Linked DNA regions of Mus musculus: regions 1, 3, 4 and 5 are each linked to region 2. A link is a loop called in an ENCODE intact Hi-C map of the cell type or tissue named here. Cell type or tissue: heart. All regions are shown on one strand.

What was found. Hi-C counts contacts between places; a loop is a spot of excess contacts. Peaks named below come from ENCODE experiments on the same cell type or tissue, not always from the same donor. Only the 100,000 strongest peaks of a DNase experiment are listed, where the experiment ranks them.
Region 1: a loop joins it to region 2, with 5 times the contacts of the local background. A loop is called at or near these places in 27 of 42 quality-filtered maps.
Region 3: it touches region 2 in a loop (5-fold over the local background); 34 of 42 quality-filtered maps call a loop at or near these places.
Region 4: a loop joins it to region 2, with 5 times the contacts of the local background. A loop is called at or near these places in 14 of 42 quality-filtered maps.
Region 5: it touches region 2 in a loop (6-fold over the local background); 12 of 42 quality-filtered maps call a loop at or near these places.

The regions. Positions count from the first base shown.
Region 1 is chr2:170,216,721-170,221,720 of GRCm38, forward strand. No RefSeq gene overlaps it. Among named protein-coding and RNA genes, the nearest start is that of Gm17619, 25 kb to the left of the region's middle. In heart, a CTCF peak has its summit at 1,954; DNase peaks (open chromatin) are centred at 1,941, 2,201, 3,021 and 4,411; H3K4me3 peaks cover 3,472 bases; H3K27ac peaks cover 4,110 bases.
Region 2 is chr2:170,114,266-170,119,265 of GRCm38, forward strand. Zfp217 (zinc finger protein 217) reads right to left here. Exons shown (of 6, transcript NM_001033299.3): 2 at 4,754-5,000; 3 at 1,877-1,993; 4 at 1-1,307. Among named protein-coding and RNA genes, the nearest start is that of Zfp217, 14 kb to the right of the region's middle. In heart, a CTCF peak has its summit at 2,588 (motif pointing right); a DNase peak (open chromatin) is centred at 2,626.
Region 3 is chr2:170,340,517-170,345,516 of GRCm38, forward strand. It overlaps a transcript of Bcas1 not described here. Among named protein-coding and RNA genes, the nearest start is that of Gm39999, 5.4 kb to the left of the region's middle. In heart, a CTCF peak has its summit at 2,828 (motif pointing left); DNase peaks (open chromatin) are centred at 825 and 2,845; H3K27ac peaks cover 1,669 bases.
Region 4 is chr2:170,506,586-170,511,585 of GRCm38, forward strand. Pfdn4 (prefoldin 4) reads left to right here and starts at 4,645. Exons shown (of 4, transcript NM_001110152.2): 1 at 4,645-4,884. The coding sequence starts at 4,861. It overlaps Gm16796 (predicted gene, 16796), which reads right to left. Exons shown (of 3, transcript NR_040367.1): 1 at 4,254-5,000. In heart, CTCF peaks have their summits at 1,349 (motif pointing left), 2,378 (motif pointing left) and 4,583 (motif pointing left); DNase peaks (open chromatin) are centred at 2,406, 4,596 and 4,856; H3K4me3 peaks cover 1,238 bases; H3K27ac peaks cover 495 bases; H3K27me3 peaks cover 1,784 bases.
Region 5 is chr2:170,399,350-170,404,349 of GRCm38, forward strand. The region is part of intron 4 of Bcas1 (breast carcinoma amplified sequence 1); the gene reads right to left. Among named protein-coding and RNA genes, the nearest start is that of Bcas1, 26 kb to the right of the region's middle. In heart, a CTCF peak has its summit at 2,291 (motif pointing left); a DNase peak (open chromatin) is centred at 2,252; H3K4me3 peaks cover 1,214 bases; H3K27ac peaks cover 1,359 bases.

The sequences.
Region 1 (5,000 bases), 100 kb after region 2:
AGAGTTCCATGACGTGCTCATCTCATTGGGAGCTTAATCTCCCCCAGACGGTCCAGACAGAAGGCACACAGTACTCTTGGCACACCTGCAAACCAGGCCCTTAAAACGGACACCACCAGGTTTTGTTCCAAGCATGGTGGCTTCTACCTGTTATCCCAGCTCATAGGCACAGGGAGGCAGTAGGATCAAGAGTTCAAGGTTGGGTGACTGCTCTTCCAGAGGTCCTGAGTTCAATTCCCAGCAACCACATGGTGGCTCACAACCATCTGTAATGGGATCCGATGCCCTCTTCTGGTGTGTCTGAAGACAGGTTAGCCTCAGCTATATAGTGAAATCCACAGATCCATCCAAGTTAGCCTGGCACACATGAGACGCTTCAAATAACAATGATAAAAAGGGCTTGTGAGATGTCCTGGTGGGTAAAAGTGCTTGTGCCCCAAGATCGGTGACTTGAGTTCCATCTCTGGACACACAGCACAGGTGGAAAGAAGTTGACCTTTGATCTCCACATGCACGCGGTACACTTGTATTCTGTCCCTACCCTGCATGCACACATGCACGCGTATAGATATACACACGTACACACATACACACACATAGTGACAATAGATTTAAACATGTAAAAGACACCCATATTTTGTGCGAAGTAGAATGAATGAGGTCTAAAGGCTCAGACTCGAGGTGAGGGAGCCCCAGAACGTGGAAGATGGACCACCACCTGCTAGGAGGCAAAGAACAACACTTCCATAAAGATTCTAGGGCACTGTGGCTCTACCACCTTGTTTCCGAACTCCCGTCCTCTGAAATTATTAGGCTGTGAATTCCAGTTGTTTTCAGCTCCCTGATTGATTGGTTATAGGTTGCATTTTTTGAGAAGTTAAGACAGAGCAATAGTGGGGTTTTTTTGTTTTACATTTCAAGAGCAATGGGGAAGCAGGAAACAAGGGGCTATGGTTATGGAGTGGGTGGGAGGTGTGCTGGCTAGTTTTAAGTCAACTTGTCACGAGCTAGAGCCATCTGAGAGGAAGGAACCTCAATTGAGGAAATACCTCCATGAGATCAGGCTGTATGCAAGCTTGGGCGATATTTTCATAATTAGTGATCAATGTGGGAGGGTGCAGCCATTGTGGGTGGGGCCATCCCTGGGCTGGTGGTCCCAGGTTCTACATGAAAGGAGCCTGAGCAAGCCAGAGGAAGCAAGCCAGTAAGTAGGGTCCCTTCATGGCCTCCGCATCAGCTCCTGCCTCCAGGTTCCTGCCCTGTGTGAGTTCCTGTCCTTATTTCTTTCAATGATGAACAGCAATGCAGAAGTGTATGTCAAATAAACCCTTTCCATACCCACTCACTGTTCAATCAAGGTGCTTTGTTGCATCAACAGAAACTTTGTCTAAGTCACTCCCTTGGTCACATTTGTCAGAGTATCTTGTCATAGCAACAGCAAATAAAACGAGGGGGATACATATGTGTGTGTGTGTATTATAGATACATACACATGGTTGCGAAAAGAGAATCATGTACTATGCGATGCCTTTAATTTATAGAATTACCTCCTCCTTGTTTCCTTCCCTCCCCCTTCCCCCACCTTACCTTTCTTAAACGCTTTCTTTTTAATTACATTGCCTAGCTGTGTATGCGCGTGAGCACGGGCATGTGCCTGCCGTGGCACATTGTGTGGAGGCCGGAGGCTTGCAGAATGCAGACACATGCATTCTAAATGGCCTCTCTCTGTATGTCAGTCCACGGTGGCACGTTCTCCTTTAAGACACTAACATCCAGCAGGACGTGACAAATATCCTCCTTATTCACTCACACACACAAGAGCCGAATAAAGACACACCCCTAATTTTAAAATCTCCTGAAATGAGCACGTGTAGCCCCACTCTCTTCTGCCTCAAACTATCCACCACCACCTCCCCGCCCCCACATGGTCAACACTGCCCTCTGTCAGCGCTAGACTGAGACTACCACAACCTCCTCACTTCTTATTCAGAGGAAGTGCTAAAATTCCCCATTATTTGTTGATCCCCGGCAGAGTGATAGAACCCTTAAGCCTAATTATGTGCCGAATGGCCGGGATGTTGGCAGAATGGTAAACTCCTTTGGCTAACGCCCGGCATATGTTGGAGGGATTCAGCTAGCTCACATATCTGTCTGTACTGTTAATAGAGTAGGTTCCATGCCAATTACTCAGGCATCCATCAGCTCGGCAGGGTACAATGGGCGCAGTGTTCACACACTGGATGGGTGCATTCCCATCTCCGCATCAGCAGCAGCTGGGCCAGATAAAGACCACTGGCCTTCCAGACTTAGGAGTGTGCTAGCACGGAGCCGAGCTCACACCATCTTCAAATTCCTGCAGGCATCTTTCACCTGGATTCTTCTGGGAGGGGGCGGGGGTGGGTGGTGAGGGGTGGGGTGGGGGTGGGGGATAGTGGGGGTGCAGCTCACTAGTCTTCAGTCATTTCCTGCTCAGACTTGCTGGCTGTCTGGGTGGAGGTGCAGAGGAAGAAAAGAGAAACAAACCACAAAGTTTCAGTGACAGAAGACACAATAACAGGAGAGGGTAAATAGATCCCAAAAAAGAGAGAGCCCGCTCCCCGCTCGCGCTCTGGCGCCTGGTTTTAGAACCATCGGTCTAGGATATCTTTCCCCACAAGAGTTTGTTCTTGTGCGGGAGGGAGCCTGCCTCTGCTCTCTTCCTTTTGATGTTTCTTCTTCGTTCCTTCTCCCTCTGACGCAGAAAGGTGGGTTGGAAATCTTGCAGTATCATCAGAAAAAAAAAGAAAAAAATAAAAAGATGCTGCTTCTGGTGGTATTTTTAACCAAGCACAGAAGCCGAAATGTCTAGAACGTGGATAGAGAAAGCCCCGGCTCTCTTTTCAGACTATCCTCCAATGTGGCGGGCACAGAGCGCCGCACCAGAGACGGGAGTCAAAATGGCAGATGTTGGAGGCTCGGGGTTGGGGATGGGGGTGGGAGGCAGATAATCTGAGGCTCGCCAGCGACTTCTCCCATGATTCCCATTCACCCTACTTCTCAGACCCCAGCGCGAAACAGTTGCTGTCCACTTGCCTAAGACTCCACAGCCAAGTCCCAGTGTAACAACAAATAAACAAAACCTAGTGGGTCCTAGGACCAGCCTCTCAGGGTCGCCTTGGCACTCGCTGGCCGGCCTCCTTTTTAAAAATCACCCACAGCTATTGAACAGGCAGATACTACATGCTAGTCATCATTTGCGTGTTATTTCAGCGGGTGTCTTCTTCCTCCGTCTCCCCGAGGAAAATACAGTAATTAACTCCATGCAGAAGGGGGAGGGGATCTCTCTCTCTCTCTCTCTCTCTCTCTCTCTCTCTCTCTCTCTCTCTCTCTCTCCTCCCTCCCTCCCTTCTCTGTTTTTCCCCCTCCTTAGGCTTGAAAAGAGATTCTAGCAGATAATTTGGCTGAACATGAAAAGGGAGACTCTGCTCACAGCCGCCCGGATAAAGTGCTAGGTTGGTGAAGCTCCGAGGACCGAGCTGGTTATTTCATGACATGAAAAGCAGACATTTATCTGTTCCCATGGAGATGCAATTTCTACTAGTCAATCAGGCCCAGGGGAGGTCAGACAATAGCCAGTAGGCCCCTTTTTTTCCATCTTGAGAGACACTTAATTCTGGTTGTATTTGAGTATTTTCCTAAATTTAAAGGCATCAAAAATGATCCCTCAGAAATACCTGTAAACTAAACTGTGACATTTTCAAGTGATCAAAACAGAGCTGGGAATTCCTGCTTCTCCAGAGAAGTTGGGATGTAGCCCCCCCCTTCGAGTTTCAAATCCTCCCTCTAGTATGTCACAATCCCTCTTTGCATAAATTTGGTTTCCAAACTTGACCCTAGCCTCCTTGAGAAAACAGTTCATGAGGAGATAAATTAAGAACCGAACCCCCGCCCCCCCCTCCCCCGCTCCAGCACAGTTGTGGGGCAAGAAGGAGGCTCCCGGTACACCATCATCCTGGAAACCAGAGAAGGGCACACCAGAAGCGAGCACAGCCCAGAACTGCCGTGGCTTCAATAAATTATAAACTGGGTTCTCCGTATTTCCTCGCCTGAAAACTATACCCACAGCAGCGATCACGACTGCTCTGCTCTTCTGTATCTGTTATCAATCCCAGAACACACGAATCATGTTCATTAGCAAATCGTGTTTTTATTGCAGTAAATGCTTGGCGAAGTGAGTCTCTCTCAAACACATGGAGACTTTTTTTTTTTTTTAACACAATCTCACAAGTGTCTTTTCCTCCCTCCTCCCCTTTGATCGCTTTTACGCATGCCTGAGGCAGAAGAAAATGGAACAGAGGGCTTCCAAGAGCTAATTGGGGAGGGAGAAGGCGTTTACAGAGATCCTGTTTCTAAACGCTGTTTGCTGGTCCAGCCCCCATCGGAGAGCCACACGACCCGACGTGACCTAAAACAGGATGGTGACGCAACAGAATGGACCTAGCAAGATGGCATTTTATCTCTCAGCAACTTCACTCCGGTTAATGGAGCCGCTCAAGTGCTGCTCAAATGCACGTCAGGAGCGCAAACCGGAGGCTGCGGGGTTACAATCCGGAAGCCTCAGGGTCTCCCTCCTCTCCAGGAGCCAGCAGGGAACAAAGGCACCGACAGACAGGGCCCATGAGAGTGAGAGAGAGAGAGAGAGAGAGAGAGAGAGAGAGAGAGAGAGAGAGAGCTATTCCAATGTGGATGATAATGAATGATACTCCACGTTTAGGAAGCAAGGAACAGAAATTCATTTGCGACGTACAGGAAGCGGGCAGGGGAACGATCCTCGTGGGATGGCACTTGCTGATGTCGTTAGGCTATTCTTTTCATTTGATCATTTTAGTTTAAGCACTTCTAAAAAGTATATGTTCACCCTCATTAGAAAGTTCAAAGTGGAGATGGCTAGTAACCACTTGACGGCATGATACTTCCTTCCAGAAATCTTCCCTAAATGCAGTCTTTTTTTTTAAAGAATT
Region 2 (5,000 bases):
CTTGGGGAGCTCAAAGCCCCTTCTGCCATTGGTCCCTGCATGCTCTGTGTCCAGGGACACCGCACTGGACTTGAGTCTTTTGGGATGTGGCTCACTGTACTCTGCTGCGGCACTGCCAGAATTCCGATGGCAGTAGTAGTCTCTCCCTTGCTGTGCCCATGGGCCGTCAACCTTCACGGGATACTCAACAGAACCGTTGCTATTATTACTGCTGAGGGGGGACTGAGACGGGGAGGCTGGTAGGGACTTCAGTTTTGGCTCAGGTCTCTTCACCTTATCCATAGCAGCAGGGACGCCACCTTTGGGAAACAACTCTGACTGCTGCTGCCTGGTGGCACTGGTGCCCCCAGCATTGGGTTGTGACCTGTGTGACTTCAGGTTACTTGGGGCTAAAGTGCTGTTGTCTGGTCCTGAAGTCTGGGGTGCTTTGCTTGGCCCCGAGGCCCCCTGCCGAGCCTTCTCTGAGTGCAGGGACTTCGAGTGTGGTGAGAAGGCAGTCTTGGCCTTGGGCTTGTGCAGGCCAGACAAGGGAGGGACATCTTTTCCCAGCAAAGCCGGAGGGCACCCGGTACGCCTGTTCCTCAGCACAGACTTGCTGCTGCCGTTCTTGTGCGGGTCAGGGTTGTACCTGTGCTCAAGTCTCTGGTGCATCATAAGGACTTCCGGATAAAAGGTCTTGAAAGTACAAAAGGGGCAGGCAATGCTGGGGATCAGACACTTGCTCAAAGAGATTGCAGGACAGGCGTGGAGCGGCCCAAGGGATAGATTCAAAGGCCTGTCCTGGCAGTCAGCACCGGGCTTATGTCTGTAGTCAGCATCCTGATCCATCTTCTCCCTATGGCCAGCTTCCCGTGCTAAGGACCCAACCCCCTCTAGTCTGCAGACAGGGCTGCTGGCCTGAGGCTCCCCTGCTTTCTTTCTCTGCATGTCCAGATAAGTAGGGGCAGGGCTCTTCCTCGCTTTCTCAGCACTATCAGCTGCATGTTTATGGAAATCCTGAGTATCGTTGCTGTGTGCTGGTGAGAGAACACTCTGGAAGACAGAAGGCATCTCCTTAAGCTGCTTGGCAGGTGGGCTTCCCTTAACATCTTTGGCACCATCAAGAAATCTCTTTAAATTTTTGGTCTGCGCACTGTCAGCAGCCGTTAGTAGCGCATCCTGCGGCTCCTGGCTCCGGCCTTCACTTTTGGACTCAGCGGCAGCATCCACCGGCTGCTTGTCTTTGTGATGTCTCTCCAAGTGGTACCTCAGAGATGTCTTCTGGGCTGCGGCATACTCACAGAATTCACATTTGTATGGTTTTTCACCTAAAACGAGATATGCCACTGTATCATGATGTTTAGGAAAGGTGCCAATAGAACTCTGCAAGCTAAGCAAGCTATGACACCAAACATGGGCTGTTCCCTCTGCCAATCCTCACAGCTAGGGCACCAATGCCCCCAGTGCAATGCAATTGAAAATGTAAACCTGGTTCCCAGTAAGAGCACGCTTTAACTGACCCAACCTTCATGGCTGCCCAACGGCAGCATCTGCGCACTTTTTCAGCACAGTGGACTAACCATTGTACCCAGGTCATGGAAGCCTCGACCTTCTCACCCGCACCATCACTGCACCTACATCCAAACTACCAAATACACCCTTGCTTCACTCCAAAGTCATAAAAGGGTTTTCAAATGTGGCATTTCAAAACATTACGAGTTTGCCTTAAGATATGGTAACCATAAACCAGCCTCAAAACAGGAGCCAGTAGTATTCAAGCTGCAGTGATGTTGTAGACATACAACAGCTGCAAACACCACACACTAAAGCCATCTGAACTACACAGCAGCACACAATTGTTGTAGTCAACACATGTTTTAAAACCCCAGTCCTTTACCTGTATGCGTTCTGAGATGAATATTGAGGTAATAGTTTGAACGGAAAAACTTGCCACAGTAACTACACTCTCTCGAGGACGGGAGGGGCTTCGCTTTTCCTCCATCATCATTTTTATCTTAAAGCAGAAACAAAAATAATGGTGTCAGTCAGGCCAAGTGCGGGACTCAAGAATTCAGACTCCAGGTTCTCAACACAAAACATTTGGGGGAAACCATTAAAGAATTATTTTAGCTCTGCTTAGAAGTTTCAAAGCCTAAAATAACATACAAAATGCCACCGGGCAGCCTTTCATGTCTTAGACTGTGTGCTTTTGTTTTGGGAACAAGGTATATAGATAGCCCTGGCTGGCTTAGAACTCACACACACACACACACACACACACACACACACACACACAAACACCCCCTACCCTGCCTCCATAGTGTTGGGACTAAAGTTGTGTGCCACCAGGCTCTGCACTACCCTGTGTCTTAGGGTTGTGGTGCCCTAAAGAGGTTTGTACTTCCATCCTAAGAATGACCATTTAAGAGATGAAACCTGACAGGCACTTTCTGTTCTTGACACTTGGCAGCCGTTACAACTGGTTCATGCTTAAGGTAGATGTGTGCCCACTGGACAGAAAAACTGCCAGAACTCAGAACCAGTATTTGGAGGTGATATAAAACCTCCCAACAGCCAGCAGAAAACAGGCTGGGAATATAGAAACTACCACTAGAGGGCGGCAAGCACAAAATAACCTCAGAAACAGCCCAGACTTGGCTTTGGGCAAGCACCTAGGAAAGCTGATCAAAATTTAGCCAAGTTTGGGGAGATGGAAATCTGTGGTTTCCAAGCAATCTCCTATTCAAAAGAGGCCTGGCTTACCAGACTTCAAAGGCAAGGCTGAAGTGCCCCATGAGAAGGACCCACTGAGGACAGACTAACTAAACTGGCTGGGACTTTCCACTCTCACCAGCCCACCAACTTGTAAATAATGTGCATCCGTGAAGATAAGATGGCTCCACTAGTCTCTGTCAGTCCTATCTGGGAGGTATATCTCTTGAAGTCTAGATCAGGGCCATGGTGGAGCAGGGCAGTCAATCACAACTACACAAACGTCCCCACCTGGGGTCCAAAACTAAACTAAATTTTGCCTTACAAAACTTTATTTTCAGTTACAGGCCTCTTCCCTTCTCTGTCAAATGCTGCACTGTTACTAACTCCCAAAGGCAGGTGACCCACACAGCTGGGCAAAAACAGGCATAGTGGATGGACTGGACCACCTCCATTACAGCAGATCCTGTTAGGGAAGGGGATCCATAAACACACCACACCACTCCCTAAGATGGTCTAAGAGGCTTTGAAAAGTCATCACAGCCTCTCTTTCAACTTCTTAAAAGTAAGAGTAAAGCAGACTGGAGGGCAGCACAGTGGGGGAGGTCCACTGCACTCACAACTCTGCCCACAGCTCACCCTGCCTTGAGCTGTCACAGTGTGAGCTTCGCTACATCACATTCAAATGGCTAGGGATACCTCTGTAACACACAGGCCGTGGCCTTCCCAACATCTGGCACCTGCCTTATGGCCTGGGACTTGGACTATGCTGTTCTGTGCAGGGTTGTAACTAAGGCTGAGCTCAGCCTAGGAGGATGCCACAAAGTGGATGATTCGATTTTGCAAACAGGGAAATCTCAAGGAAAGGTCGGGCAATGTATAATGGGTCACCAGGAACCGCAGCCAGACTCCAGCACTCCCACCTATGGCAAGCCAGGCCAAAACGCCTACCCCAGGACCCCACCAAGTTGTCCACCAGGTACAATGACTAGTAAACGACTTTAGGGATCCACAGTGCTGATGCTGCAGAACTGCACAGGTGCTGAGGCCATCTTTGACATTCTCATGACATCATGGACACCATGTATCTTTACCTTTCTGGGGACTAAGGAGTGAGATATGCTAAGCTCCGAGTGTCATGAAAGCAACGTTCCTAAAATGCAGTAGTGACCAGAAAAAGAACTGGGTGCTGGTTCACATGCACAGTGGCTGACAGATTTTACTATTCAGACTCACTCTGGTCTCAGAGAGGACTTGCAACATACTACCTACCCAGTGGCCACACACATCTGGAAGTGTTAGAAGGAACCCATGGGCCATGCCCACACATCAGGAGTGTTAGTTACTTTAACTAACAAACAATGGTTCAAGTGGGGTGGGCAGCAAGATGGGAAACAGGTATATTTACTCCAAAGGCTCTAGGCTCACATCAGTCAGGAGACTGGACAAAAGCTTTTTTCTATTAACACCAAATTCATGGAGCGGGTTCAGAAGTGGGCCCCCACCTCTGGATTGCAGCAAAAGACCACGTCAGAAGCTCCCTCATCAACACTGGCCTCACAAACACCAAAGCGATCAGAGTACACTGGGCAAGTAGTCCCACTGCGTGAGTAGTGGACGCTGAGGAAGCCTCCCTGACCCTTTTGGGAGCACCAGAAACCCATGTAGGTGAAAGCATTAACAAGGCTGTGATAGGCAGTCCTGTATAACAACGGAAGTGAATGCCAGACAGCTGGTAAAGTCCTAGGTCTCGGTCCCATAATTCCTAGCACTCTGCACCAGGTCATGGCCTCCTCAGGGCACTGCCTGAAGCAGCCAGCAGCATCCCCATGGTGCACTACCATAAAAACTAAGTCCTCTGGGAGCAAAAGATACAGAGCCCTTTCATAATGGGATTTTGGACCAGCCTTTTACACTCACCTCCTTATTAAAGACATTTAAAAAGGCCTGTGATGCTTCTATGAGACTACACAGTGCTACCACAAAGCACGGAGATGATAGCCTGACTCCCAGAGCCCCCTGCAGCAAACGCTCGCTGCCCGGGAGGCAGCAGAGTACTCACCCAAATGGAGCCCGTCAGGGAGTCCATCCTCAGACCCGTCTTCAGAGCCCCCTTCTCGGTCCCCGGCCCCACTGTCTTCCAGAGTGGTGCTGAGGTCTGGGGAGCAGGTCCCAGGCTGCCTTGCATCCACAGCCATGGTGGGTGACAGGGCATCAGTCCTCCTGTCCTTCCTGTGCACCCTCGAGTGCAGGACGAGCTGGTGGTATGTCCTGAAGGCTTTGCTGCACTCAGAACAGTGCGTGGGCTT
Region 3 (5,000 bases), 230 kb after region 2:
GCTGGGAATTGAACTCAGGACCTTTGGAAGAGCAGTCATTGCTCTTAACCCCTGAGCCATCTCTCCAGCCTGGTAGGTATCTTTTTTAATGGTTAAATTCGTTGAAAGGTTTTATCTAAGTGGGTATATCTGTTTTATATACAAAGATTTTTTTAAAATTATGTTCATGTGTTTGTATATGGGTTTATATGTGCACATGAGTACAGTGTCCCCAGAGGACAGAAAGACTCTGGATTCTCTCAAGCTGGACTTACAGGCAGTGGTGATCTGCCCTGTGTGGGTGCTAAAAACATGACTTGTATCTTCTATAAGAACAGTATGTGCTCCAAACTACCAAGCCATCTCTCCAGAAATATCCAGTGGCTATTTCTTATAGTTGTTACTTAAGCTTAAAAAGAACGTGCTGTATTTTGTGATTAATATCTGATGGATAATCAGCCACTTGGCAGATATTGCCCAAATTGTGTTTTATTAGACCTTACTTGAAACCAAAATGCCAGATTAATTATGTCACCTTCTATGGCTACCTGTAGGGAGAAGGGGAGAGAGAGGGAGAGAGAGAGGGAGAGAGGGAGAGAGAGAGAGAGAGGAGAGAGTTTGTGGGTGTCTGTTGGGGATCAGAGTCGTCCTCACGCTGAGATGTTTTCTGCCACAGAAACTGTACTGCCAGCTTATAGACAGCTTCAGATTCTTACAGCGGACTCCTTCACATCCTGGAAGATCAGTTCTATGCTGTCTCCTGGCCTCTGGCCTCCAAGGCACGCTACCCAGCCAGCCATATTGAACTACTTACCGTCCACTCTGGGAGGATTCTATACTTCGGCACTCCCTGTTCCTCTGGGAACCCTTGGCCAAGCCTTCTTCATTCTTCTTGGATGAGCTCAACTGTTCCCTCTGTGAAGGCCACCCTCCACTCAAGCGGCCTGGAGCCGTGCTTTCTCTCAGTCCCACAATGTCACATCCTCACACGGTCCTCACGACTTTTCTCATTCCTTCCTGCATCTCCTGTAGGCTTTTAAGAGCAGATGTTGGCCTGGCTGGGGCTGTAGCAGAGGGCTTTCCTGCCATGCACAAGATCTCAGGTTTGATCTTCAGTACCACATGAACTAGCTACAATGACACATGCTTGTAATCCCTACACTCAGGAGGCAGAGCCAGGAAGATCGGAAGTCTAAGCTCATCCTTGGCTACGTAATGAGTTCAAAGCCAGCCCAGTATACTTGAGACTCTGTCTCTGAAACATAAAAGTAATGGTTTTGGTTGGGTTTCAGCCTGGGTCAACACCGTTGTTACTCTCTTTGGGCTCAGTTATTTTTAATCTGTAAAATGGGGGAGTAAACAAAGTATTGACTGCACAGCACCTGACTTCTAGTGAGGGTCCATGCTAGCTCCTGGTATCTTCATTCTCAGACCACACACCCAGTGGGTGCTTCGTGGTGTGGTCTCTCAGGGGTTTTCCGAATTTCTCCTACATTGGAACTGCCTGGAGGCTCCTTAGGGACACCGGTGGCTGGGTCCCGCTCTGGGGACTTTAGGTCAGAGTGTCTGGATTAGAGTGTGAGGGCCCTGTATCCCTATTAAGCTTCTCTGTCAGTGCGGCATCTGCTGGTTCAGGACAAACGACCGAGAGCCCCTGAGCTGGCCACCTGGTACATAGATGTGATTAGCATGATCAAACATTTGGAGCGGAGCGAAGCTCACCGGCGCATATGCTCACCCACTCTCAGGCCTAGTGGGCCCATCAATCTAGCAGCTCAAATGGCATTCACTGAGCACCTGCTAGGCCCATGCTAGACCACCGGACAGTGTCTATGAAGCACAGAGAGGCAGTGACCTAGAGAAGCCCAGCGCCTAACGACGGTGCTGTGGTGGCTGAGCCTTGGCTCACACGGGTCCTGTTAGCAGAAACTTCATAGGCGTGGTTGGTTTGGGCATTCCTGTCAGCTGCTGTAGTCATCGTAGCTGCCTTCTCAAGGCCGAGTTCACTCAAACAGTCAGGTGAAACTGATTCTAATAATCCCATAATCCCCTTGCCTAGAAGGGCACTTATCACCTGTCACTAGTTGTAGTCCAAAGTTAACCCATAGAACAAGGCAGAGCAAAGCCTTTCGGGACCAGAGCCAGGCTGTGGCACAACACCTGTTATATGTAAGGATGCATTTCATTGTCAAGTCAGAACAATCTCTGAGAACCAAAGCCAAGGCTGTCGCAAACACCATGCGTCAGATAAATAAATACCCTTTTGGCTAGTATTAGTTGTTCATGGGAATAGGGGGCTTCTGTTTCTTAGACTCCGGCTTTCCTGTGCAGGAATGGCTGCTATTTTACTGAGTACTGATTGTGTGAGACCCACTGCACTGTTAATGGTGATCACTGCAAGCCCACTATCGCTATCTCCTTATTACAGTAGGAAGCAGAGATGCTAATTCACCCGACCGATAACATGCGTACTCGCGTGCACGTGCACGTGTGTGTGTGTGTGTGTGTGTGTGTGTGTGTAGGGGGGGCGCAGGTTGTGGGAAATTATAGAAGCAGTCAAAGGTTGCTCGAATGCTTGGCAACCACACATTCTCCCAAAAGCTTCTTGCAAGGTGGGACAGAAAGGACCAGAAATCTCACCTGGCTCCTCCTTGTTTGAAGGGCTGTGGGGATCATAGATAGCAACTGACCTGCCCGGTTTCTCTCAACTCTTCCCGTTTTCTTAGTGAAACCTGACAGTATTCTGGAAGTTAGTCAACAGACAGACTCTTGGTTCAATTTCCTGGGTAGGCAATATAGTCGGAAGCAGCTTGGTCAGTCTGCGGAACCCAGTTCCTGGGCGCCCCCATGTGGTCGGATTACGTAAAAGGCGTTTGAATGATGGTGTCACTCCCAAGACATGAGCTCCTTCAAAGGCAATAGTTGCCAGCTGGGGCCATTTTGTCAGGAAGCACCTATTTGGAAATCTGAAACAAATGCACACAGGGTCCCTGCCAATCAGCTCCTAAGAAGATGTAAGGAAACACTTAAAGTCCGCGCAGGGAGGTGGGGGACGAAGGGGGGGAATGGAGGGGGGAAGGGGAGAGGGCACACAGCTGAAACTTAGATAAACGCATCAAGAAGGCTGTGTGTGCGATCCTGTCAGGCAGCGTGACCTGTATCCTGGTTTCTGTTAAATCATGTGGTTGGCTTCCGCCTGGCAAGTGAGAGGCCCCAGGGTGCAGAGGAGCGGGAGGTAGCTTTATGGGTGGCTACACAGAAGCCAAAAAAAAAAACAAAAAAACAGTCTAACCTCTGGAGAATCGACCCCTGGCCCAGTGTCTCTGCCTCCACTACAGACTGAAGAATCAATGTCTGGACGTTGCTTGCTGTCCTTTCCCCCCTTGTTGCTAACAGGCAGTCTTTCAGGGGCCCACGCTGCTCCACAATCCACAGAGTAAACACAGTCCTGACCAGGGACAAACCCGACTCTGCACACTGTGCCAAACTGCTTACTTAAGGGCTCTAAAGAGAACGCCGAGAGTGGTTGAAGCTGAGCCCCGTCAGCAACCCAGCCCTAATCTTGGGGTTTGCACCGTGGGAAAGTGGGTAACTGCTGCCCTTTCCCTCTCCTTCCTCACAAGCAGGACAGGGAAGGATTTTCTCTTCCATTTGTGTTCATTACCACGCTGCTGCCCCTCCACCCTTGTACCGCTGGAAATGGAACACAAGGCCCCGTTTGTGCTGGGCCAGTACTGTAGCTCTGAGCTACACCCTAAGCTCCAGTTTATTGCTCCAGGACCTGGCTGGGGCTCTGGGACAGAAGAGACCACACCTGCAAGTCCTGGATGTGGACACCTAGCCTTCTTCTGGGACTTTGGGGGGAGCCAGAGGGGTACGTTCTGGACTTTTAAAATCTAATGAGACCCCCACTGCTCTGGGTGTGTGTGTGTGTCTGGACTATATCTGGATTGTTTGACTGTTTGCATGGTGCTTGGGGGGTAGGGATTGAGAGAGAGAGAGAGAGAGAGAGAGAGAGAAGAGGGGGAGGGAGGGAGAAACAGAAACAGAGAGAAACAGAGAGAGAGAGAGAGAGAGAGAGAGAGAGACCTGTGTTTAATGAGCTACAAACAAAACAGTCTCTCTCTGGCTTTCTTTTTCCCCTCCTATTTTTTGGCAGCTCTTTAGGTTTGTGGCTCCTTCCCCCCCCCCCGCCCCCCTCCCCAGGATGAATCCAAGAGTGGCCTCGGGCTGCTGGGAACAACTGCTCCTTTGAGTGAACTCTTTTATGGATATTAGGCAAACAATTTCTGTCAGCAGGAACTGGGAGGCATCACTGAGAACATGCATGCACGTGTGTGTGTGTGTGTGTGTGTGTGTGTGTGTGTGTGTGCACTTGCATGTGTGTGTGTGTAACTTGCACGCACAATGCCGGGCATCTCATCTCACTAGCTCCATCCTTGGGAAAGGCACGTCTTCTTGGCAAGAGAGAGGAGACACTTCCCTGAGCACCTACAAACAAATCAGCGAATCATTAACCGACTCATGGTGACAACGGGCACCTTTGTCCCTCTCCTCCCGCACGCACGTCTTTACTTGGTTTTTCTTTGGGGCTAGGATTCTGGGTTGTTTCGGTGCCTGTCAGGTTTGCTTCTCACTCCTCACTCCACCTGCCAGAGCTTGGTTGGGCTCTGTGGGCCGAGCTCTCAGTTTCTTGCCCCCTCTTTGTCCTGTGAACTTTCTGTGCGATTTAGGGAGTGCCTTGCTGGGGCAGTTAGTGAACTCTGCATCAGAGAAAGGATTGCAACGGAAAACGCAACCTTCACAGGAAGCACAAAACTTGCTTCTTAAACTACAGCTGGGTTTACGGTCCCAGCAATAAATCACTGAGTTTGTGGCTTAAATTTCCTGGCCTTCATAAAAACAAAAGCAAACCACAATTTCATTAAGAGTGCCCTCTTCTTCAGCCTAGGAGAAGGGAGGGACCAGGAATAAACACCCGGGAGGGGCTTTGCTGAGCTTCTCTCAGACAACCCCTCTCC
Region 4 (5,000 bases), 390 kb after region 2:
AACCACAGCACGGAGGGACTTTGATGGACGGTCTCAGTCTGTCACTCCTCATCATGACCCATGTCCACCTTACACTTACAAAACCGCACATGTTCCTCCAGTGTGGGGTTTATAAAGCAGGAAGCATGAGCGCCGGCAAAGTGTACGCATGCGCTGTAGCAACCTTCAGAGGGGGCTCTTTTTTCTTTAGATGGAATTTCACCCCGGAGTGAGGTGTTTATCCTCACCCCACTGTAACCTCAACGACATTGCCACATTCCCCCAGTCTTCTTGATTTTCTTGGCTGGAGTTTTAAGGAGTAACTTTTTACTACATATCAATAAATTTCTTCACGCCACAAGCAGCACGATATCCTCCAGCAGGATTCGTCAGAGGAACTGGGGAAACGATGCCTGAAAGAGCACAGATTCTGCGGTTGGAGCATGCAATGACCACAAAACTCATGGAAGGACACTGAGGTCTCCTCGATTGATAGATGGCTCCTACATTCCTCCCCCCCCCCCCCCAATCAGCTCATCAAAGTCAGTACATTTTCATTGTGGCTTCAGAGAGCTCCTGGTCCCACAATGCTCTGACCTCTGAGAATCCATTCTCTGCAGCACCCTCACCCTCGAGGTTTTTACTGGATGCTTTCATTGCACCGCTGAATCTGATTGGCTTGATCTGGGCCTGTACTGTGTTGGCGAATCTGATTGGCTTCATCTTTAAAGGTAAGCTGAGGTCTGACTTCTGGAGTGGAGAGGTAAGAGTGAGACCTAGGAAGATATCCAAAGTGCTTTAGACGATCATAAATATCTAAGCTGTCCACTTCAGCGCGTATCAGACCCGTTTGTGAGCAGCGGCCCTGTGAGGAGGGTGCCCAGCTCAGTGAGAAGACACACAGTTCTGAACGTATCCCCACTGGATGGATCGATCACTCCAGGGAACTGGTATCCGGCAACAGCTTCTGATTCTAAATAATGACTTCTTTCTCAATGTCAAAATTGCAGGGCCGGGTACCACTAATGTTAACAGATTAGGTAATGGTTTGCCCGCCCCCCCCCCCGGTCTTTTTGTTGTTCTGGGGACCGAATTCAAAGCATTATGGATGCCAGTCAAACACTCTAACACTTAAGTTTTAATGCTTAGCCCAGTAAACGGTCTATTCCATAAAAATCTAAAAATCCATATATTCAGGATATCTTTGAAAACAAGATCTACCTCTTCTAGGAAAAATTACAACTTGAAACTCGCAAGAGATGACTATATATTTGGCCCAGAGTGTGGCTTACTAGACTGCATGTCCTTTGGGCCGGTTCCTAAGGCTTTGCACAGAAGAAAAGCTAAAATTTGGAGTCATGGCGCCACCTGGTGACAAAATGCAGTTATTCAGGAGACGGGCCCACAGAGCTACAGTTTATGCGAGGCGTTTGATATTAGGCACAGGAAGAAGAAATGCGAACACGAATATGGGCTCTGGAACACTGTTACTGAACAAATGCACCAGCAGCTATCTCGTATCTCACAATACTCTCTAGTCCTTAAATATGCCGCCATTTAATTGTCCATACATCAGTTTACCCATTAATGAGCAGGCAAGATCGGCTTCCCTTGGTGCCCCTGGCTTAGCAGAAGAGAAATAGCTCCCAAGGAAACGGGCAGAGAGCTATAGAGTCGCTTGCAGGGGTGAAAGTGTTTAAGAGAAGTGGATCAGTAAGTTGGTGCCGCTGTAACAAGGAACCCCGCGACCCGGTTATTGGTAATTCCTAAGCAACAGAGATGAACTTCGCACAGTTGTGGAGGTGAACAAGTCCAATGTCAAGCAAGGTGCTGGAAGGTTCTATGCCTGGAGAGGGGTCTGGCCTTTTCATCCAAGAGGCCTGTGTCCTTCCCATTCTGGGAGCTGTCAGATGAAAGAACTAGTGCCTGACTGCAGTGGTCAGTGGGGATTTTGGTGGCATGCTGACTGGACTAAGAGTATCTTTGATTCCTCCACGTTCCTCCAAGTGGCCCCTCACACTCCTGAACGTAACCCCATCCCCCACCCTCCCGGGTGGGATAAACTCATTGTTTCACTAAATTGAACTCGTGTGGCATCCTTACTTGGTTCCATCATCGCTTTCCTTTCTAGGGTGAGCAGATGTTTGTCCATGTCTCTCCAGGGAAAAGTGCTACCCGAAGATCAGAGAGGGAGGCGCGCCTTGGTTTGGAATTTTAGTTTGACCGGTCCTACGTGCAGTGGGGAGGTACGAGGATTTCAAACCCTGTCAGGACAAAATAGCTTACAAACATCTTTGAGTCAGATACAAACAGGATAAGATGAAAAGACGTCCAAAACATTGGGAAATGGGCTTGGATGCCTGAGAATTCAGTCATAGTCCTTGGGTGCCCCCTGCAGGCAGATGATCAAATTACTTCCTGCTAGCGAGATCTGTGGCTCCTGCCACTCAGACTTTTCCTCTTCAACCCCAGGGAACGCAGGACCTTGGGGGAGGGGCACTTGCGCGAGCGCACACGCACGCGCACACACACTGTCACAAAACGACAAATATGCTCATCATCCCTGTGTGACGCAGTCTAAAAGCTAGGACAAGCCTGGACAACATTCACTTCCAATGGAATTTGTTTTCTCTTTCTTTTTCGTGCCTCTCTGGTGGCGTTCTCCTGACGAAAGCTGCATGTGTTTCCCTTGCTGGGACAGTCAGCCACATTTACACTAACCACCCTCTCTGACACACTATCCTTATTTAACGGGTTGTTTGTGGTCTGTCTCCTGTCAGTAGACAGCAAGGTGCTGGGGGACGGGGTACTTTATCTGTTTGACATGCAGCATCCCCAGTGTCTGGTGTCTTTTCGGTCCAGTCAACATGCCACTAACTACAGATTCTCCATGACCACTGCAGCCAGACACTAGCTCTCCCTTCTGAGTCTGGTCTAAGGGTTACAGAGTTCAGGACTGGGGTTTGCGGTATATACAAATGAGTTCCTCAAAAGTGGTGCCACCGTAGTAATTCCAGGTCCAGAGATTTGACTCTGTATGTGCAACTGCTAAGTAGCAGAGTGCAAACGGCAAACCTTCCTCAGGAGGGTGTTAGGACTTCACTCTGTGGAGTCCAAGTTCATTATATCCAGAGGGCTTGATGGTATGCAAGCAATGAGCAGGATTGCATTGTAACGATAGGAGATAGATTGTAACCAAATGGGCACATGCATTATACATTAGAACAGCGGTTCTCAACCTGTGGGCCGTGATCCTTTTGGAAAGTCGAATGGCCCTCCCACCCAGGTCAAGTATCAGACATCCTGCATGTCTGGCATTTACGTTACAATGTATAACAATAGCAAAATTACTGTTGTAAAGTAGCAATGAAATAATTTAATGGTTGGGAGTCACCACAACGTGAGGAACTGTATTAAAGGGTCACATTAGGAAGGTTGAGACCCACTGCGTCATAAGCAGACAGGCGAGATCTGCCCCTCTTCCCCTCCTTGGCATGCCCTTGTGCTTGAAGCCATAGGAGGGACTGGCAGAGATGCAAGAGCGCCCAGCCGTGCTTTTACTGTCCTGCGGCTCACACCTGGTCCTCCCTGTCCCTTGGTAAATGAGACAATGGCCCATACCCCAATACTCTAAGCTCTTCTGCCCTCAGACCTCCGACTTTCTGAGAGCAAAGTCTTGGCTACCGAAGTTAACAATGGCCCTGGTTACTAAGGAAGCTCGGTGCCCACTGGGCCCTGTGTGGGCAGTCTTCCCAGGCTAACATATTTGAGCGAGTGGAAGACATATTTCTGAACCAATTTAATTTTAAACACATAAAAGAATTCATTTCAGTTGCACATGATGGAGCACGCCTCTGATCCTAGCGCTTGGAGAGCAGAGGCAGGAAGATCTCTGTGAGTTTCAGGCCAGCTTGGTCTACACAGCTAGTTCCAGGACAGCTAGGATTACATTGCAAGACCCTGTCTCTAAATATAAATAGCCAAGCAACCGTCCAGTAAGCTATTATCTAAGCATTTAAGTTTGTTATAGCGCTCTAGGTCAGTGGTTCTCAACCTATAGATCGGGAGCCCTTTACAGAAGCCGCCTAATACTATCAGAAAATAGATATTTATTGACATTATGACCCAGCACCGTAGCAAATTTACATAATGAAGTAGCAACAAAACTACTTTTTATGGTTGGGGGGGGCACTACAACATTTAACTGTATTAAAGGGTCTCAGCACTAGGAAGATTGAGAACCACTGCTCTGGATCTTTTTGGGTGTCACCTACCTTTGGCTTCATCTATTCCTGGCTGATCCCCTAGTGTCCCCTGCAGTGATCAGTGGCATACAAGCTAAGATCAACTTCAAGAGTGGCCTTCAGCTTGTAGCTTCGCCAGCACTGGGTTTTTATGTGGTAGGGGCTGTAGATCGAACTCAGGTCCCCATGCTTGAGTGCAAATACTTGACCAAATGATTTACCAAATACTTTGCCGAAGCCACGCCCTTACCCTCCTTAGCTTCTCTCTAGGTTGTTGAATAAATGGAAAAAGAATTTCTTAAGCTTCCCATTCCACACAGCTGGGTGGTACCCAGCGCTCCCCCTGCTGGCCGTGGCTGGGATCTCGGGCCCGACTATTGGCCGCTTTTGGTATTTATGCCGGCCGAGAGGGAAGCTGCCTGTCCCTTTAATTGGAAGATACCAAGTGTTTCCAGGGCATAGTTTTTTTTCCTGAGTCCTTGCCCTGGGAATTTATAGTTCAGAGACACAGATAGCAGCAGTGTTGAGATAGTGCTGTGCGTTAGGGGGGAGTCTGGCTCAGCAGGGCTCGAGAGGGACCTCGGGGGGTGACGCACGCCCGAGTGGTTTTCCCCCGCGCCCCGTGGTTCAGTCCAAGATGGCGGCCACCATGAAGAAGGCGGTGAGTGCGGCGGGGCCGGGGTCCGAGGAGCCGTGGGCCGGGGCGTGTGAGGAGACGCGGGGCGCTGGGGGCCGGGGTCTGAGGAGGTGAGGGATGCGCGGGGCCGGGGCCCGCGC
Region 5 (5,000 bases), 290 kb after region 2:
AGCAGGCTGTAGTAACAGGTGCCCAGATAGTGCTGCTGAAGTATAAATTAATTCAGTCTGGATAGAGGAAAAGTTGTTATTGCTTACCAAAATAAATAAATAAAAATAAATAGCCTAGCAATTCCATTTCTAAGAGTTTATTCTAAACCTAACATCACACAGGTCAAATGACTAATTGGAAGAAGATGCTTGCTGTAGGGAGAGTGACAGAAGAGTTGGGCAGACAGGCAAAGGTCATGGGTAAGTCAAGGTTAAATGTGTCGTGCATGGTATGTCTGTCTATTCAGTAGAACACTTCATAGACATGAGGAATGAGGAAGCGCTTTATGTGCAGGCAAAGAGTGTGTTAACTAAATAAAAGCGTGGTACAGTGTATATACTATATTACTATTTCTGGAAGACAGAAAAAAAATAAGAATTCAGATTTTATTTCTGTCTAAATAAATGATAGGAAGATACACTAAAATGCAAAGGGCAAGAAGAATTCAGTCAGTGGCAATGACAGACAAACGTATGGATTGCAATTTCTCGATTTGAGCCAGGAGAGTGCATTACTGCATTGCTGGTTTTAACTGTCACCTTGATGCAACAGAGAATCACCTGGGATCAGAGTCTTAATGAGGAATTGTCTCGATGTAGATGCCCTTTGGGCGTGTCTGTGGGGGGTTATTTTGATGGTTGATTTATGAACAAAGACATGGCCCTATGTGGGCGGCGCCATTCCCTATGCTGAGCTCTGGACTGGTTCAGACTAGAGAACTCCCTTAAATCAGTAACTAGCAGACTGAGCTCAGCCCGGACTTCCTGAAAATGATGGGCTGTAACTCAGGACTGTGAACTACAATAAAACCTTTTCCTCCTAAGTTGCTCCCCCCCCCCCCGCCCCCAGAATATTTTAATGCAGCAACAGAAGTACAACCAGGGCAGTCTATAACAGCAAAGGTTAAACAACTTGTGTAACTAGAGAAAGCATAATAATCGTCTCTAGGGTCAAAGTAAATGAGGCTGGGGTTTGGCTCCAGCTCTCAGGTCACCAGCTGAGAGCTTCTTGCAGGACCGGACTGTCTTTGTCCTTAATCTCAACTGTCTGCACTACAATTAATCGCACTAGTAAGGTTCCCAGGACACGCTAGAAGTATTCTTCAGGAAATGCCCAGAAACCTTTAAGCAAACAGGTGTGGGTAATTATTCCCTATGTCAGAAGCCTATGCGTTTTCCTCCGTCTGTTGGCTTCAAAGAGCAAACAGGAAGGCGCTCCGGATAAGCCACCCTAATCTGTTGGGTTGGGGGCCGCCTCTGCCTCACTGGGACTAGGTTTTCGATGAGGAAACCCATCTGTGATCCTCAGTCCCCTCCCTCTGACAAGTGCCAATCAATCCTCAGCCTCCTCGACAGCAGGGTCTTGGCAGCCCAAAGCCGGACTAGGGCTGACTTCATTTTGAATCTTTAGACCAAGAATCAGGGCTGAGAACGCAGGGGCTTCTGAACTGAGCTGGAGGAAGGTGCAGAAACCAGCAACCGGCTCCTTCAATCTCTAGAAATTGGAGCCGGTGCTGCCTGGGATCAAAGGAAAGTGAGGAATGCGGCTTTCCTCTCCCCCGGGGATGCAGGATGCTACAACTGCACCGTGGGTTTTGTCTGCCTCTCTCACTTCCCTTTCTTCTCCCCAGATCATTGGCACCTACACGGAGACCTTAGATTCAGGAAGAAAAAGATGTTTAGCTCATTCTAGGACATACAATTCAGATACTTATTTGCCTAAAAAGAAAGTAAATTAACAAGCACGAAGAAGATACTATTATAATTTTGTGGGTCTCACTGGTAACGGTTTGTTATTGTGATCCCCACCCCGTCCCCTCCCCCCATATAACCACAAAGCTCAGAGTTACTAAGGAAATCAAAGATGTATTATCGATGTAGGGATTTTTGTTTGTTTGTTTGCTTGCTTGATGCTCTTATTTGTCCCACGATTCCTATCCCGATTCACACCAGCTAATAAAAGTGCATTTTCATGTTTTAAGCTCATAGCGGGACTGGGAAGGAATGCAATTGAAGCAATCCAGGAAATGTCAATCAGGAAAGGGCGCCAAAATCTGCCACTGTCGCACAGTGCTGGAGACAGGCTTGTTTGAAAAGCCAGCGTTGTTTCAGAGCAATTGCCACACAAGGTCTGGATCGCTGAGTTTGGGAACTAAGCAGAGAGAAAATCATCTCTTGTGGGCGCCACTGTGATCGGCAAGGGAGGCCTGCAGATGTCCAGTGCGCCTCGGGATGCTCTTGTCCCACGGCGCCACCTACTGGACGAACAGGAGAAATGTTGGCTGTGTTTCTGTTTTGTTTTGTGTTTTTATTGTGTGAAACAGACAAACCAGGCTTGGCAGCTCACGCCTGTAATCCCAGCACTTGAGAAGCGGTGCTGGAGGATTGCAATATTTCTATATTGCAATGCCCTTTCACAATCCCCTCTTAAATTAAAAAAAAAACACCTAAAAATAGAGAAAACATAGAGGAATAAACAAATGAGGAAAGCGTACATCTACTGAGCCATCATGGGAAAGAAATTACTACTACTAATTTCAATATTTCCACTGCCCTTTCATGGTGGGCAAGTGGGTACATGAGGCTGTGGTGGAGAGTTACAACCTAGTGGGTTTTTCTCAATTCTAAACTTTCCTCTTGCAAAGGAAGCTAAAATTAAAAAAAAAAAAAAATCCTTGGACTGGGGATTGATCACTCAAATGCAGTGTGCTTATGTAGCATACACAAAGCCCGGAATGCCATCAGTAGAAAGTCAATAACGTTATGGATAAAATGTTGTCCAGTGCCTCAGTAAATAATTAACTTTAAACTGGGTCATTTGAAAGACAAGTGTACTGAAAAAAAATTTTTTTTAATTGTGTTGTCATCACACAGGGTTGAAACAAATTTCCTAGAGATAGCCATGCTCCTATCTGGGAAATGATCAGATCTCAAGTGGAAATCAAATAAATCTTAAAATGTAAAAGTCTAAGGGCTGGAGAGATGGCTCAGCAGTTAAGAGTCCTTTGCACCCACACAGCAGCTCACAAACTCCAGTAACTACAGCGGCAGGGATCTGACACCCTCTTCCGGCTCTGAGGGTGACACATGCTCATGGTACACAGACAAACGCCCAGACACGTAAAATACAAAGACACACATGCATGCACACATGCACGTGCACATGTACATACGTACATATGTATGTATGCATGTATGTATATTTGTTTGTTTCCACTTTCCTCTGCCATTTAATATATATTACATATTTATATGTATATTATATATAACATATATATATATATATATACACACACATTTATATGTGTGTGCGTTTGCACTCTCCTCTGCCATGTTTTCTGAGAGAGATCTAAGAATTCCTACTAAGAACTGCTTGGTGTTATGCAAAGAAACACAGAGAGAGAGAGAGAGAGAGAGACGCACACACATATGCACACAGACACACACACAGAAACACACACATTTTGTCCTTTTAGATAATGCTTTCCAAATTCTCCTCCCAGTCATTTAAATTTATTTCCTGTCCCAGTTTTTGTTGTTGTTTGTTTGCTGTTGTTGGTTTTGGTTTGGTTTGGTTTGGAGACAGGATCTTGTGTAGTCCAGGCCAGCCTCCTGCCCACTGTGTAGCAGAGGATAATCTTGAATACCCGATTCTCCTGCCTTCGCCTCCCAAGTGCTGGGATTACAGGCGTGCACCACCACATCCACTTTACTGTCCGCCTGTCTTCTTCCCAGGAGAGCAGCGTTTCTGAACGTAGTGCTGGAAAGAAGGCGATCAGGGAGCGGAAACAGCAGGCTTGCTCTTCAGACTGTGGTTCCTGTGGCTGGAGTGACCTGGGGGCCCGGAGCTGGCATCCCTTAGGAAAGTCTGCTGGGGCCTTCGAGAGGGCTCAGCAAGTCCGGGTGCACTGCTGCCATGCCTGATGACCAGAGATCGGATTCAGGGACCGACATGGTGGAAAGAGAGAATCGGCTCCCACAGGTTGTCCTCTGACCTACACGCATGCGTGTACTCATGCTGACAGACAGACAAACAACCCACAAATAAATAATAATGTAAATGTAATAAATAATAAATGTAACGAAAAGTTTGGGGGGGGGGAGGGTTGTGAAGACGGATACGATGAGATCACGCTAGAACTACCAAAGCCAGCCATCTTTCTCTTCTTGTACAGGGTTCCTGTTTAAATAAGCGCCGCAGAACTTGAATAAATTCATAAAGCAAAAAGAAGCATTTCTAGTTCCTGAGGAACCATTCCTGGCAACGACCGCTCCTCCTCGAGCCCACCACAAAGATACCCCTGGAAGGACTGAGAGAGAAACAGACACCCAGTGTTTTCTTTTATGAGCAGTAAAACCAGATTGCCATTGTAGGATCGTTTTGCGCACGTGCGAGATCTATTAAATGTTTATCTTAGAACCCTGGTTCACTTGGGGAGAGAGAGGGGGAAAAAAAAGCCCCGTCCCTGCCAGCCAGTTGGTTTGTGTGAATCACAGCTCAGTCAGCTTTCAGGCCTATAATTTATCTTTTCTTTGGCCTATGTGGTAAATGCCCCACTTGTCCATGAATCCTCGCCTTGTTTTAATGATGCTATGGTCTGAATGTAGTTTTATAAGCCACACAGATAAGATTGTCATTCTGAAAACACAGATTTGTGTGTTTTTCCCCCCCAGGAGGAGATTTGGGGGGTGGGGAGTGGGGAGTTACCTCTGTCCTGATTCACATCTTGGTGGGATTGTGGCTGGAATTCCAAACCCAGCTAGGAGGACTCAGTGGTAGTGGGGGTGGAGGCAGGGAACTGTGGGGGATGGGAGAGGGGGAGGGACAGCTGACTCGGCAGAACCCAAGGCTTCATTTACCCGGAAGAATTCTGAGTCAATGCTGGTCAACTGCACCCTGGCGGTACTCTAGATCCAAGAGAATGTTACTGATTGGGAAGTTTTATTCATGTTATTTTCTG